Regions from separate parts of the Homo sapiens genome. Here region 2 is linked to region 1. The links are chromatin contacts, found by Hi-C or POLR2A ChIA-PET in ENCODE. All regions are on one chromosome and are shown on one strand. Each heading gives the region's core, a stretch centred on a gene start or an enhancer-like site at or near the end of the contact. The rest is flanking DNA. Distances are from core to core; before and after follow the strand shown.

Region 1 (7,463 bases), core at 2,922-5,421:
AACAGACAAGGCAAAACAGACAAGGCATGGTTTTAACCGAGCAGGTTAACACATAAACATGGAAATCTGCTACAGTTAAAAAGGCGTATTGAAACAATGTCTCTGTCCTAGCTGGCTGAATTATATGCAGAACTTCAAACTAGGCTGGGTGCCTACATCCAATCCTGAGTGACTCAGCAGGTCTGAAGTGTGCCTACCATGTACCAGCTGCTGGAAGCCAAAGCTGGCCTCAGTTTATCTCAGCCAAACAAGTCATGCATGGGTTACTCCCAACAGGGCCAGTACCCCAGGGCTCACTGCCATGTGCTGACTGGGCATCTCATGGCCACAGCCAGCTGACACTGCCCACCCTGGTCTTTCCAGGGAACCCTTGGTCAAAGTAAGGACCTGAGAGGCTGGTGAGATGGAACAGAAGCCCCTTTAAGAGACTTTCCCCGTCAGAAAATTTGCCCTGCAAGGAAAGGAAGAAGCGATGGAGGGTGCCTCTGCTAAACACCGAGAGCAGCCCTGGAACGGGGAAGGGAATGCCTCACAAAGAACAAGGGCTGTAGTAGAGACTCATCCCTTAGAGTACTTGTGGGAAGTTTCATAATCACAAAGCAGGCCAGACACACCAACTAGTGACAATTTTAAGGTGCAAGAATCCACACCTGACAAATCATGTTCCAAAGTTTGAGTCAAAATTCTTGGGACATAAGGTTTAGAACCAAAACTGCTGGGCTATGCAACTCTGGCAGGCACCATTCCACACAAGAGTACATGAAGGCTGGGCGCAGTGGCTCACGCCTGTAATCCCAGCACTTTGGGAGGCCGAGGTGGGCAGATCACGAGGTCAAGAGATCGAGACCATCCTGGCCAACACGATGAAACTCCATCTCTACTAAAAAATACAAAAAAAAAAAAAAAAAAAAAATTAGCTGGGCGTGGTGGTACGCGCCTGTAATCCCAGCTACTCAGGAGGCTGAGGCAGGAGAATTGCTTGAACCTGGGAGGTGGAGGTTGCAGTGAGCCGAGATCACGCCACTGCTCTCCAGCCTGGAGACACAGCAAGACTCTGTCAGAAAAAAAAAAAAAAAAAAAAGAGTACATGAAGTGCCGCCCTCCACTTGTGCTAACTAGCTGCTCTGCCAGGAAGCCACCTTTCCATGGCAACAGAGGCAGTCTGAGGTTGACAAAATCTGTCTAATTCCAACTGTGCTGACTAAGCTGAGCTCCTGGGCACAGAAATTGAATGACGTTCATCAGAGCATTATTTTTAATGGCCCCCAAATAGCTATGAAAACCTTGCGCAAATGGTGTTTAGGTGAGATTACAGAAGACACAATTGACCTGTGTAGGGCAAAAACACACTATGCAACAGGCAAGAGAATCAGGACCCTACTTCACACCATATTCAAAATGAATCACAGACCTAAACTAAGAGCTAAAACTAGAAAACTTTGAAAAAATTAAGGCATACATCTTCACAACCTTGGGTTAGGCAGTGGTTTCTTAGACGTGACACTAAAAAAGCACAAGTTGCACTTGGTGAATTAGAAGCAAAGTAAAAAATAAATAAAAAAGCACAAGCGACCAAAAAAATAGGTAAACTGAACTTCCTCAAAATTAAAAACTTTTGTGTCAGAGGACATTACCAAGAAAGTGAAAAGGAAACCCACAAGATGGGAAACAGTACTTACAAATCATTAATTTGATAAGATAGTTGTACCCAGAAAAACTTAACTTTTACAACCCAACAATTAAAAAGGTAAATAGGGTGGGCAGGGTGGCTCACACCTGAAATCCCAGCACTTTGGGAGGCCAAGGCGGGCGGATCACGAGGTCAGGACTTTGAGACCAGCCTGGCCAACACGGTGAAACCCTGTCTCTACTAAAAATACAAAAATTAACCGGACGCACGCCTGTAATCCCAGCTAAGGAGGCTGAGGCAGGAGAATTGTCAGAACCTGGGAGGCAGAGGTTGCAGTGAGCCAAGATCGCACCACTGCACTCCATCCTGGGTGACAGAGCAAGACTCCGTGGGGTTGGGGGGGGAAGCTACAAATTGTATGACTCCATTTATATGAAATGTCCAAAAGAGGCAATCCCATAGAGAAAGTAGCTTAGTGATTACCTGGGGTGGCTACAGGGAGGAATAATGAGTGACTGCTAATAGGTATTGTTTGGGGATGACAACAGTGTTCTAGAATTAGGTAGTGATAACTGATGCATAATTCTGCGAGGACTAAGAACCACTTAATTTAATAAACTTCAATAAATGGGTAAATCGTATGCCATCTCAATTAAATCTCATAAAAGCTGTGATTTAAAAAAATTACATACACATCATAAGGTCAATTATGAAGGAAATTCAATTTATTTATTTATTATTGAGATGGCGTCTTGCTCTGTTGCCCAGGCTGGAGCGCGGTGGCGCGATCTCGACTCACTGCAACCTCCACCTCCCAGGTTCAAGCGATTCCCCTGCCTCAGCCTCCCGAGTAGCTGGGACTACAGGCACGTGCCACCATACCCGGTTAATTTTTACTAGAGCCAGGGTTTTAGTGTTAGCCAGGATTTTCTCCTGACCTCATGATCTGCCCGTCCCAAAGTGCTGGGATTATGGGTGTGAGCCACCGCGCCCAGGCTCAATTTAAAAACCTGGAAGATGCCAAATGTTTATCTGTGTAATGAGATTATGGATGACTATAATGCAGAAAAGTGTAAACACTTTAACAGTTTAGGAGATGATGGGGGAGCTGACTTAGGTCACAAACTCCCCACCTCTGATGGCAGCCCTTACTACAGTGTAACCCCATCCTGTTACATAGAAGTTACATATTTTTCATTTTCACCCATACTAAACATTAGAGAGCAGTGTCCTATTTTATCAGGGCTGTAAATCAGAGATCAAACTGATTCTGCCAGTACTTTTTTGCACTACATTTTTGTCTCCTTAGTAACCAGCCCACAGCAAATTTGTGTTCGGTGAATGGACTGCCTGGGGCTTACGAAGTTGTCCAAATGAATCCTTCACTCTCTTGAAACCCATTTATCAAAGTATCCACACCTGAACTCAAGGCTCTTCTGGGGATGACCCAGGATGGGTCCTGCAAGGTTAAGGGAGTTGCTGCCCTGGGATCCCCAGACCAGTACTTACTTTTCCCCGGCAACTTTCCGCACTAATTTCGCTTCTGTCCCATTCAGTTCCAGCTCCCAACCTCCAGACATCTTAGGGAGGGTTTTATGCTTCTGAATTTTTCTTTCCTCCTTAATTTCATCACTCAGGAAATCAACAAAAGCTTTGTCTCCTAGAAAAGAAATCCAGATACATAAAAAGGAAAGCCAGTTAGTCTAAAACATAAAACTATTACCCAGGTTATTGCAGCCAGAAACCTGGACTGTTTCTAATCTCTCTGCTATTACGGTTACTCTAGAAGCCTGTTTCCTTATCGGTAAAAATACCATAATAGTAGTAGGAAGCTGAGCCTGATTCTGGAAAAGTGATTTCCAACAATGAACGCATTACCACTTTCCGCTATAAACCAGGAGAATTTCCAATCCTCTTCCACTTGCCAAACGATATAACTATGCTATTTTCAACCACGACCATGGGCCTTCCCAAAGGTCCACTTTCGATAGAATAAGACTAAGGAAAAAGGTACCCTAGTATTTAATTTTATTCACCCCCTACCAAAAGAAAACGAAACTGCTGGATAGGGGAGGTGGGGGAAATATGATCATACGTGGGTTTAGCCCGCTGGTTGCCAATCAATGGAAAAATGTCCCAGACCTCAGAGGTCGGTTGCAGGCCCTATTCCTGGTCTACGTTTTCCCTCTGTTGAACGCAAACCACACCCCCGGCCCGCTAAACCTCACCGTCGGTGTGCAGCGAGCCGCAGCCACAGCCACAGGCGCAGGGTCCGCGAGGCCGCAGGAGGCCCGGCCGCCGCTCGGAACCTGCGCGCACGCTGAGCAGCCCGAAGGGCCGGGTGCACAGCCGGGGTGCCGGCTGCAGGAGCTGCCGGAAAGGCGAGGCGGGCGCGGCAGCGCGGAGGCCGGCGACGGAGGAGCCCAGCACACGGGGCACGCAGCGCAGCAGAGGCAGCATCGCGGAAACGACTGCGAACACGTGCAGATGCAAAGGACAACCCAGGCCTAGGCGCCCCGCGACCTGAGGCGCCGCCGGAAGCCCCGCCCCTGCCCGGAAGCGCTTCCCGCGCCGGCGCTCTGACGACCTAAGGCCAGCGGGCGGAATCGCGCCCTCTGCTGGAGACTCCGGTGCAGCCCGGGAAGCCTCGAATCCGGATTCCGGAGCTTTCTTGCTGCGCTGCCGAGTCCGCTGTCCGAAGCTGTTTAATTCCCTCTAGTGGCCGCTTACCCACTTTCCACCTGCTGTTCTCAAAGCACGCAAGGCTTTTGGGCTGCGTGGAATGCACTCTTGTCTCCCGCCAGCTCTCACCAGACCCTTCCACGGTCACTTTCCTCTAGGAGGCTGTGGTGTTATGATATATATATGTATTGGTTTTCATCCACAGTTCCTGGGTCGTAACTCCTATAGCCCTTGTTACAATGTTCTGTGATAATGTTGGGTGTGTTAGGCCTCAGGAAACAGACTCTCCCCTTCTCCTGCCCTCCTTTTACCTGCCCCAAAGCAGGACTCTAATCTCCTTCCACATTTCTGATTATGGGTCTTAAGTCCCTTCCCAGAGAAGGTCCCACCATATACCCTGGGGGAAGGGATGCTGATGTCCAGAAGCTTCCATAAAAACCCAAGAGGAGAGGGTTTGCAGAGCCTCTGACAGCTGAATACGTAGAGGTTCCTGGAGGGTGGTGGCCCAGGGTAGGCAAGGAACCTCGGAGCTTCTTCCCCATTCCCCACCCTGCTCATCTCATCTGTATCCTTGGTCATATCCTTTATATGAAACCGGTGAATGTGTTTCCCTGAGTTCTGTGAACTGCTCCAGTGAGTTAACATAATCCAAAGAGGGGGGTCGTGGGAACCCCAACTTGAAGCGGGTTGGTCGGAAGTTTCAGAGGCCCAGACTTGCCATTGCTGTCTGAAGGTGGGGGCGGTCTTGGGGACTGAGCCCTCAACCTATGGGATCTGACACTATCTCCAGGTAGATACTGTTGGGATTGAATTGGAGGACACCCAGCTGGTGTCTGCTGCTTAGTGTGGAGGGGAAAAACCCAAACCTTTGGCCACATAAGTCTTCTGTGTTGATTGTTGTGTTGTGAGAGCAAAGGAAAGTCTGAGGGTTTTCCTGAAAGAGGCCTTCTAGAACCTTTTTTTCCACCGGCTCGGAACTCATGCTTGTGCGCACCCAGCCCATATGCTTCATTCTCTTTTCAACAGGAACCTCCTAGCGTTGCTGCTTTAACCAGGTTAAACCCAACCAGACTGTGACATCCTCAAGGGCAGGATCCATGATTAATTTTTGTGACCTTCCCTCTCTGCACCTCCAACCTTGCATCCAAGTTCTAATGGAACATCATTTTTCTGGGGACAAGAAGCCAGCTTATATCATTTAGATAAGTCCAGAGGCTTCCATAAAAACCCGAGGACAGGGTTTGGAGAGCCTCTGATAGCTAAATACATGGAGGTTCCTGGAGGGTGGTGGTCCAGGGACGGCATGGAGGCTGGGAGCTTCTTCCCCATTCCCCACCCTGCTCATCTCCTTATCTGTATCCTTGGTCATATCTTTTGTATGAAACCGGTAAATGTGTTTCCCTGAGTTCTGTGAGTTTCTCCAGTAAATTAATATAACCCAAAGACAGGGTTCAGATTTATTAAAAATCAACAATCCTACCTTCCCAGGATATACAGGACATATAAGCTACTAAGAAGGTATGTCTTACTAACTCATGGTAAGACTAACACTTAATATTTTCTAAATAATTTTCTATGAATAATGGAAAAGAGATGCAAGAAACAAGCCACACACATCATATACAAGATTCATTTTTAATGGATTTGATCGTCGGGTGCAAATTTGAGCATTATTTACAAGAGCTTTCTGTAGAGTTATTTCTGTTCAAATAAAACCAGACTCTCAAAATACAACATAAGCCTGAACCTACTTGATTTTTTTTTCTCCCTCTAGTTACCAAGGAATATCGTATCTCAGATGCATGGCCTACTATCACACTGGTCTTTAAAGAAAAAAAAAAATGCATGGCCACAGTTCCAGGCAGTTCCTGGTAGCTGGATTTAGTGGATTTATATATGACAGTACAGTACATCATCAGTTTCACCCACAGGGCAGAACTTGCCTCCATTCAGGCATCTCTTTACAACTGGCAGCAATGCAGCATTAAGGGTTTTTAGCCAGGACCTGCTGTTTGCAGTCCTGCCCCTTGTAGTGTTACTCTGGGTGTTGCACACTCCATGATTACTAGAAGACAAACACCTGAGGCATGCAATCTGCTTGGAGTGCATCTATTTACATGAAGCTGCTCACGGGAGCTGGTGATTCTTCCAGATATGGGTTTCGTAGGTTGGCAAAGAGTTATCACACCATCAGAGATTTTACCAATGGAAAGAGAGTAGCTGAAGATTATATTGCAATGTTATTGTGAAACATTTAACTTTCTTAAGTTTAAAGTGTACTATCTCCTGCAGCTCAATATAAACAACGATGTATTTCTTTGTAGCAGTATGTGGAGTCAGAATGGGTTTTCCAATCTGATTTAATCCCTGAGCAGCTATGTTAAAAGTTAACTTTTTAAAAAAGCCCAATAAAAAACTAAATACTGTATTAAAACTCTACCACAATGTTACAGGGATAAACTTATTTCTGTACAGAAACATTAAAGCTACTTAGAAGCTGTTTACATCCTTTGCCTCTCAGAAAAAAAATATACATTTCCGGAAACTGTTCAGGTACTTAAGCTGGACATAAATTACCCCAAGTTTTTTCTTTTTCTTTCTTTCTTTCTTTTTTTTTCTGAGACCGTCTCACACTGTCGGCCAGGCTGGAATGCAGTGGCGTGATCTTGGCTCACTACAAACTCTGCCTCCCAAGTTCAAGCAATTCTTGTGCCTCAGCCTCCCCGGTAGCTGGGATTACAGGCGTGTGCCACCATGCCCAGCTAAGTTTTCTATTTTTAGTAGAGACGGGGTTTTGCCATGTTGGCCAGGCTGGTCTTGAACTTCTCAAGCAATCCACCCACCTCAGCCTCCCATCCCAATGCTGGGATTACAGGCATGAGGTGATCCGCCCGCCTTGGCCTCCCAAAGTGCTGGGATTACAGGTGTGAGCCACTGCGCCCGGCCACCCCCCAATTTTTTTTTTTTTTTTTTTTTTTTTACCAGCACTATGAATGATTAAAAATACAATATTTTTCTTACTAAGTAGGACTAAACATTCTAATCCCCTACTGGAAAACAAAAAACAAAAAACAAAAACTGGAAAACTTTTCAGAAAGTCAGCAGTGGTAACAAGTCAGTAAGTGGAAGAACTGGTTCAAAGTTTAAGAAT
Region 2 (7,463 bases), core at 2,560-5,059, 740 kb before region 1:
AGGCCGGGCGTGGTAGCTCACGCCTGTAATCCCAGCACTTTGGGATGCCGAGGCAGGTGGGTCACCTGAGGTCAGGAGTTCGAGACCAGCCTGGCCAACATGGTGAAACCCCGTCTCTACTAAAAATAGAAAAATTAGCTAGTTATGGTGACACGCGCCTGTCATCCCAGCTACTCGGGAGGCTGAGGCAGGAGACTCGCTTGAACCCAGGAGGCAGAGGTTGCAGTGAGCTGAGATCACACCATTGCACTCCAGCCTGGGCAACAAGAGCAAAACTCCATCTCAAAAAAAGAAAAAGCCATTTAGCAGAGACCTAAAGGAAAGTGAGAACAAGATGTATTGATACTCTCAAATATTTACCACAAATATAAAATGGCGCAGCCACTCTGGAAAGCAATCTGGCAGTTCCTCAAAAAGTTATACATAGAGTGAACACATGACCCAGCCATTCCACCCTACGTATATACCCAAGAGAAATGAAAACCTACATCCTCACAACAACTTGTACATGGACGTTCACAGCAGCATCATTCATAATAACCAAAATGGGAAAACAACCCAAACGTCCACCCACTGGTGAACAGATCAAATATAGTGCAGCAGCGCCCCCTTATCTGCAGGGGGTGCTTCCAAAACCCCAGGCAGGTGCCTGAAACCTCAGAAACTTCGGATACTACCAAACCCTACATAAACTGTTTTTTTCCTATACATACAAGCCTATGAAAGATTTTATCAGTTAGGCACAGTAAGAGATTAACAACCACTAATAATACAGTACAGCAACTATAATAATATGCCAGCATCTCTACTCTTACGCTTTGGGCCATTATGAAGTAAAATAAAGGTGACTTGAACACGAGCACTGCAATACCGCCACAGTGGATCTGATCACCGAGATGGTTACAAGATGACCCTCAGGCAGGGAGCATGTGCAACATGGATACACTGGACAAAAGGATGATTCATGTCCGATTCACGTCCCAGGTAGGATGAAGCAGAACTCCTCGAGAGTCCATCACGCTGCTCAGAATGGCACGTAATTTAAAACTTATGAATTACTTATTTCTGGAATTTTCCACCTAATATTTTCAGACCACGGTTGACCACAGGTAAGTAAAACCATGGAAAGGGAAAGCACAGATAAGAGGGGACTATTGCATAAAAGGCCATAAATAGGAATGAAGTTTTAGCCGGGCACAATGGCACCCGCCTGTAGTCCCAGCTACTTGGGAGGCTGAGGCATAAGAATCACTTGACTAATCCTGAGAGTTTGAATCCAGCCTAGGCAACACAAGACCCAACACAGCAAAACAGAAAAGAGTAATAAAGTCTTGACACATGGATGAACCTTGAAAACTGACTGCTAAGTGAAAGAAGCCAAACCCAAAGGCTACATATTATACAATTCATTTCTATCAAATGGCCAGAATAGGCAAATCTCTAAAGAAAAAAAGTAGATTACTGTTTGCCTAAAGCTGGAGGCAGCCAGGGAGGGCTTGGTGGGCAATGGGAATGACTGTAAGTGGGTACAGAATTTCTTTATGGAGTGATGAAAATGTTCCAAAACTGAGCACAGCAATGACCGCACAACTCTGCAAATATACTAAATCCACGGAATTGTATACTCTAAGTGAGTGAACTGTGGCCGGGCGCAGTGGCTCATGCCTATAATCCCAGTACTTTGGGAGGCCAAGGTGGGCAGACCACCTGAGGTCAGGGGTTTGAGACCAGCCTGGCCAACATGGTGAAACGCCATCTCTACCAAAAATACAAAAAAAAAAAAATCAGCCAGGCGTGGTGGCAGGCGCCTGTAATCCCAGCTACTCCAAAGGCTGAGGCAGGAGAACCGCTTGAGAACGGGAGGCGGAGGTCGCAATGAGCCAAGATCGTGACACTGCACTCCAGCCTGGGTGACAGAATGAGACTCCACCTCAAAAAAAATAAAATAAAATAAAAATAAAATGGGCCGGGCGCGGTGGCTTACGCCTGTAATGCCAGCACTTTGGGGGGCCGAGGCAGGTGGATCATGAGGTCAGGAGTTCAAGACCAGCCTGGCCAACATGGTGAAACCCCGGCTCTACTAAAAATACAAAAATTAGCCAGGCGTGGTGGTGGGCGCCTGTAATCCCAGCTACTCGGGAGGCTAAGGAAGGAGAATCGCTTGAACCTGAGAGAATCGCTTGAACCCGGGAGAATCGCTTGAACCCGGGAGAATCGCTTGAACCCAGGATGCAGAAATTGCAGTTTGCCAAGATTGCACCACTGTACTCCAGCCTGGGTGACAATGTGAGACTCCATTTCGAAAAAAATAAAAGGCCAGGCACCGTGGCTCATGCCTGTAATTCCAGCACTTTGGGCAGCCGAAGCGGGTGGATCACGAGGTCAGGAGTTTGAGACCAGCCTGGCCAACATGATGAAAACCCGTCTCTACTGAAAAATACAAAAATTAGCCGGACATGGTGGCGGGCGCCCGTAATCCCAACTACTAGGGAGGCTGAGGCAGGAGAATCGCTTGAACCCGGGAGGCAGAGGTCGCAGTGAGCCGAGATCACGCCACTGCACTCCAGCCTCGGCAACAGAGTGAGACTCCGTCTGGAAAAAATAAATAAATAAAATGGCTAAATTGTATGGTTTGTGAATTATTTCTCAATAAAGCTGTTTTGGCCAGGCACGGTGGCCTATAATCCCAAAATTCTGGGAAACCAAGGCAGGCGAATCACTTGAGGCCAGGAGTTCCATACCAGCCTGGGCAACACAGAGAGACACCATCTCTACAAAAATTTTTAAAAATTAGCCAGGTGCAATGGCATGCACCTGCAGTCCCAGCTACTCGGGAGGCTGAGGCAGAAGGATCGCTTGAATCCAGGCGTTCAAGGCTGCAGTGAGCTATGAACACACTACTATACTCCAGCCTGGGCAAAAGAGTGAGACCCTCTCTCTTAAAAAAAAAAAAAAAAAAAAAAAAAATCTGGCAGGGGGCAGTGATTCACGCCTGTAATCCCAGCACTTGGGGAGGCCAAGGTGGGCAGATCATTTGAGGTTAGGAGTTTGAGAACAGCCTTGCCAACGTGGCGAAACTAAACATCTAAAAATCTACTAAAAATACAAAAATTAGCCAGACGTGGTGGTGTGGTTTCACCATATTGGTCAGGCTGGTCTCCAACTCCTGACCTCAGGTGATCCGCCCACCTTGGCCTCCGAAAGTGCTGGGATTACAGGAGTGAACCACCATGAACCCCCGCAGTAAAGCTGTTTTTATAAAAAGGCATACTGATAACCATAAAAAAAAGAGTGTTCCAGGAAAAGAAAAAAAAAAAAAACAGGCTGGGCAAGGGGCTCATGACTGTAATCCCAACACTGGGAGGCCAAGGCAGGAGGATGGCTTGAGCCCAGGAGGTCAAGATCAGCCTGTGCAACCGAGGGAGACCCCCATTCTCCACAAAGAATTTTTAAAAATTAGCCGAACATGGTGGAGGGCACCTGTGGTCACAGCTACTTGGGAGGCTAAGGTGGGAGGGCTGCTTGACCCCGGGAGGTCAAGACTGCAGTGAGCCATGATCGCCACCACTACACTCCAGCCTGAACAGCAAAGCAACATCCTGTCTCAAAAAAGAAAAATAAAAAGAGCGAAGACTATGAGATGAGAGCATACTTCGTTATTTCCAAAGAACAACAAGGAGACAAATTGTTGATGGAGAAAAGTGAGCAAGGTGGAGAGGAGTAACCAATGATGAAGGTTAAGGGAGTGGGACCAGACTGTGCAGAGACATATAGGTGATTACCGACTTTCACCCTGAGTAAGATAAAAGCCACGAGGGGGAGAGAGAAATTGCGCACAGGAGTGACAATATCTGACTTCTGGTTTGCTTTTTGTTTTGCTTTGTTTTTAATCAACAGCATTTGTGTTGTCTTGTTGAGAAGGCAGAAGCAAACAGATGAGGTAGAAGGTTACTGTAATATTCCAGACAAATGATGATGCAGCTTGAAGAATGTGGTAACTGTGGCGATACAAAGCAGTCAAAATCAGGAAGTACTGTGAAGGTAGAGCCAACGGGATGTGCCGTCAAACTGGATATGGGTGGAAAATAAAAAGAAGGGTCCAAGATAATGCCAAGGTTTTTTGCTGAACAACTAGAAAGATGAAGCTGCCATTCACCGAGAAGGGAACTAATGCAGGAGGAGCAGGTTTTGGGGTGACAATAGGGAGCTCAGTTTCAGATCTGTTCAATCTGTGATGTGTATTTAACATGAAAACGGAGATGCCAAATAGGCACCGGCTAGACAAGTGTGAAGAGAACTTCTGGCTGGAGATGTAAACTCAAGAGGTGTGGGCCTTGAGACTGGATCAGTTCACCAAGGGAATAAGAGTAAAGAGAAGAGAAACAGTGCAAGGCCTGGGTTGTAGGCACTCAAACCTTCAGAGGTCACAGAGGTGAGGAGGGATCAGTCTTTACTGGAAAGGAGTAACCAGTGTGATAACAGGAGAATCGAGAGGAGAGGAGAGGGGCTGGGAGGGTGACTAACGCCTATAATCCCAGTACTTTAGGAGGCTAAAGTGGGAAGACTGCTTGAGCTCAAGAGTTCAAGACCAGCCTCAGCAACATAGCGAGACCTTGTTTCTACTAAAAATCAAACAGATTAGCTGGGTGTGGGGGCACACACCTGTGGTCCCAGCTACCCAGAAGGCTGAGCAGGGCGGACTGCCTCAGCCTGGAAGATCAAGGATGCAGTAAGCTATGATCGCGCCACTGCACTCCAGCCTGGGCAACACAGCGAGACCCTGTCTCAATGAAACAAACAAACAAAAACAAAAAGACAGGGGAGAGATATCCCAGAAGTCAAGTGAAGACAGTTTTTTAAATAGGAAAGTATAATTAACTGTATCAAATGGTAGCGATAAGTCAAATATGATGACCCAAATTGACCTTTGAACTTAATGTCTTGATGGACACCAGTGATCTTCAAGAGTTACCATTTCACCCAGCAAAGGGTTGTTTCGGCAGCATTTAGGCTAAAAGCCTGAATGTAATGAGTTCAACGGAACAACCATCATAGTAATAATTCATTCAGGGAAGAACCTTTAATAGATGTTAAAATGAGTGGGTGAAAGGTTGACAAGACCTAAGACATTCACATTATCTCCCCCCAAGACACTTAACTACAAATGGAAAAAAAAAAAATCATACCTTTATAACAGTGAAGAAATCTGGCAGAGACCTGCTTAACCTAGAATACGTGCTCCTGATGTGATGCACCAAGAATGACACATCATTTCTGCAAGGTTTTTTTTTTTTTTTTTTGTAGAGATAGGGTCTTGCCATGTTGCCCAAGCTAGTCTTGAACTCCTGCACTCAGTGATCCTCCCACTTCGGCCTCCCACTAAGCCTCTGAATCTCATGCTGGGATAACAGGCATGAGCCACTGCACCTGGACGACTTCTGCAGTATTCTTGCTGAAAACGCACAAATCTCCAGTTTAATTTGTCTGCTGTTTCCTCATGATTAGATCCTAACCTGAGGGGCATCCTACGAAATAACTATTCTGTACTCTTTAAAAATATCAAGATCATAAGACAAAGGCTGAAGAACTATTTCAGATTAAAGAATACTAAAGAGACATTATAACTAAAAGCAAGCTGGGCGCGGTGGCTCACGCCAGCACTTCGGGAGGACAACGCGGGTGGATGATCTGAGGTCAGGAGTTCGAGACCAGCCTGGCCAACATGGCGAAACCCCATCGCTACTAAAAAAAAAAAAAGAAAAAAAATTAGCCAGGCATGGTAGCAGGCGCTTGTAATCCCAGCTACTTGGGAGGCTGAGGCAGGAGAATCGCTTAAACCCAGGGGGCGGAGGTTCCAGTGAGCCAAGATCATGCCACGGCACTCCAGCCTAGGCAACAGACTGAGATTGTCTCAAAAAAAAAAAAACAAGGCAAAACAAACAACAACAAAAAAAACAACTAAATGCAACATGTGATCCTGCATTAAATCCTGGACTAGAAATGTTGTTGTTGTTGTTGTTGTTATAATGGATGCCTTTAGGAGAACTGATGGCAAAACTTAAAAAAGATCTGTAGGTTAAATAATTTATTGTACCAATATTAATTCTCTGATCATGATGATAGAGTATGATTATGTAAGAGAATGTCCTTGTTTTTAAGGAAATACACACTAAAATATGTCAAAGTAAAAGGACATATCTGCAACTTACTCCTAAATGGACCCAGAAAAAATATCTGAAAGAATTCCTGTATCCTCTTCACCCAGAATTCTCCAGTTTTCAAATGTGCATTTATGTTATTCTCAGAATGATAGTTTAGGAGATCTGTCATTATCAGAATAACATAAATATGCATTTAAAAACTGAAGAATCCAGCCAGGTGCGGTGGCTCAGGCCTGTAATCCCAGCACTTCGAGTGCCGAGGCGGGCGGATCACGAGGTCAGGAGATTGAGACCGTCCTGGCTAACACGGTGAAACCCCGTCTCCACTAAAAATACAAAAAAATAGCCGGGCATGGTGGTGGGCAACTGTAGTCCCAGCTACTTTGGGAGGCTGAGACAGGAGAATGACGTGAACCCGGGAGGCAGAGCTTGCAGTGAGCCAAAATCGCACCACTGCACTCCAGCCTGGGCAACAAAGCAAGACTCCATCTCAAAAAGAAAAAAAAAATGGAGAATCTAGGAGAAGGGTATATATTGAAATTCTTTCAAATATTGTTCCAACTTTTCTGTAAATTTTCAGTTATTTCAAAGTAACGCTAAAAGAAGAAGAAGGAGAGACAAAAAGTACAGATAACACTTTCAAGGAGTTTTTGCCATAAAAGGAAGTACACAAATGGCAAATGAGGCAGTAGCTAGAGGGTGATTTGTTTGTTTTTTGAGACAAAGTCTCCCTCTGTTGCCCAGGCCAGAGTTCGCAGGCGCAATCTCGGCTCACTGCAATGTCTGCCTCCCAGGCTCAAGCAATTCTCCTGCCTCAGTCTCCTGATTAGCTGGGATTACAGGCATGCGTCACCACGCCCAGCTAATTTTTGCATTTTTAGTAAAGATGAGGTTTCGCCATGTTGGTCAGGCTGGTCTCGAACTCCTGGCATCAAATGATCTACCCATCTCAGCCTCCCAAAGTGCTGGGATTACAGATGTGAGTCACTGCACCCAGCCCTAGAGGGTGATTTTTTTTTTTTTTTTTTTTTTTGAGACAGAGTTTCACTCTATCACCCAGGCTAGAGTGCAGAGGCGCGATCTCGGCTCACTGCAACCTCTGCCCCGAGTTCAAGCGATTCTCCTGCCTCAGCCTCCTGAATGGCTGGGATTACAGGATTACAGATGCCTGCCACTGCGCCTGGCTAATTTTTGTATTTTTAATACAGACGGGGTCACCATCTTGGCCAGGCTGGTCTTAAACTCCTGACCTTGTGATCCACCCACCTTGGCCTCCCAAAGTGCTGGGATTACAGGCGTGAG

Evidence for each region. Hi-C counts contacts between places; a loop is a spot of excess contacts on that map. ChIA-PET counts read pairs that join two places held with the same protein, here RNA polymerase II (POLR2A). Pooled maps may share reads with other maps.
Region 2: a pooled map shows a loop between it and region 1 (4-fold over the local background). The contact joins the enhancer-like site here to the promoter of C1QBP in region 1. A Hi-C loop is called at or near these places in 1 of 50 pooled maps. POLR2A ChIA-PET finds 5 or more read pairs at or near these places in 3 of 52 experiments (GM10248, H1 and activated B cell).

Annotation. Positions count from the first base shown.
Region 1 is chr17:5,434,984-5,442,446 of GRCh38, forward strand. It overlaps C1QBP (complement C1q binding protein), which reads right to left and starts at 4,172. Exons shown (of 6, transcript NM_001212.4): 1 at 3,859-4,172; 2 at 3,140-3,290. The coding sequence starts at 4,090. DHX33 (DEAH-box helicase 33) reads right to left here. Exons shown (of 12, transcript NM_020162.4): 12 at 5,934-7,463. RefSeq lists silencers at 3,839-3,888, 3,999-4,168, 4,147-4,329 and an enhancer at 4,389-4,568.
Region 2 is chr17:4,692,727-4,700,189 of GRCh38, forward strand. The region is part of intron 1 of PELP1 (proline, glutamate and leucine rich protein 1); the gene reads right to left. Among named protein-coding and RNA genes, the nearest start is that of PELP1, 7.7 kb to the right of the region's middle. RefSeq lists enhancers at 573-742, 2,487-2,656, 3,850-3,919, 4,549-4,718, 5,627-5,796. Within about 2 kb of position 3,810, at least 4 of the 41 ENCODE cell types and tissues checked have a DNase peak (open chromatin) inside an H3K27ac peak, as active enhancers do.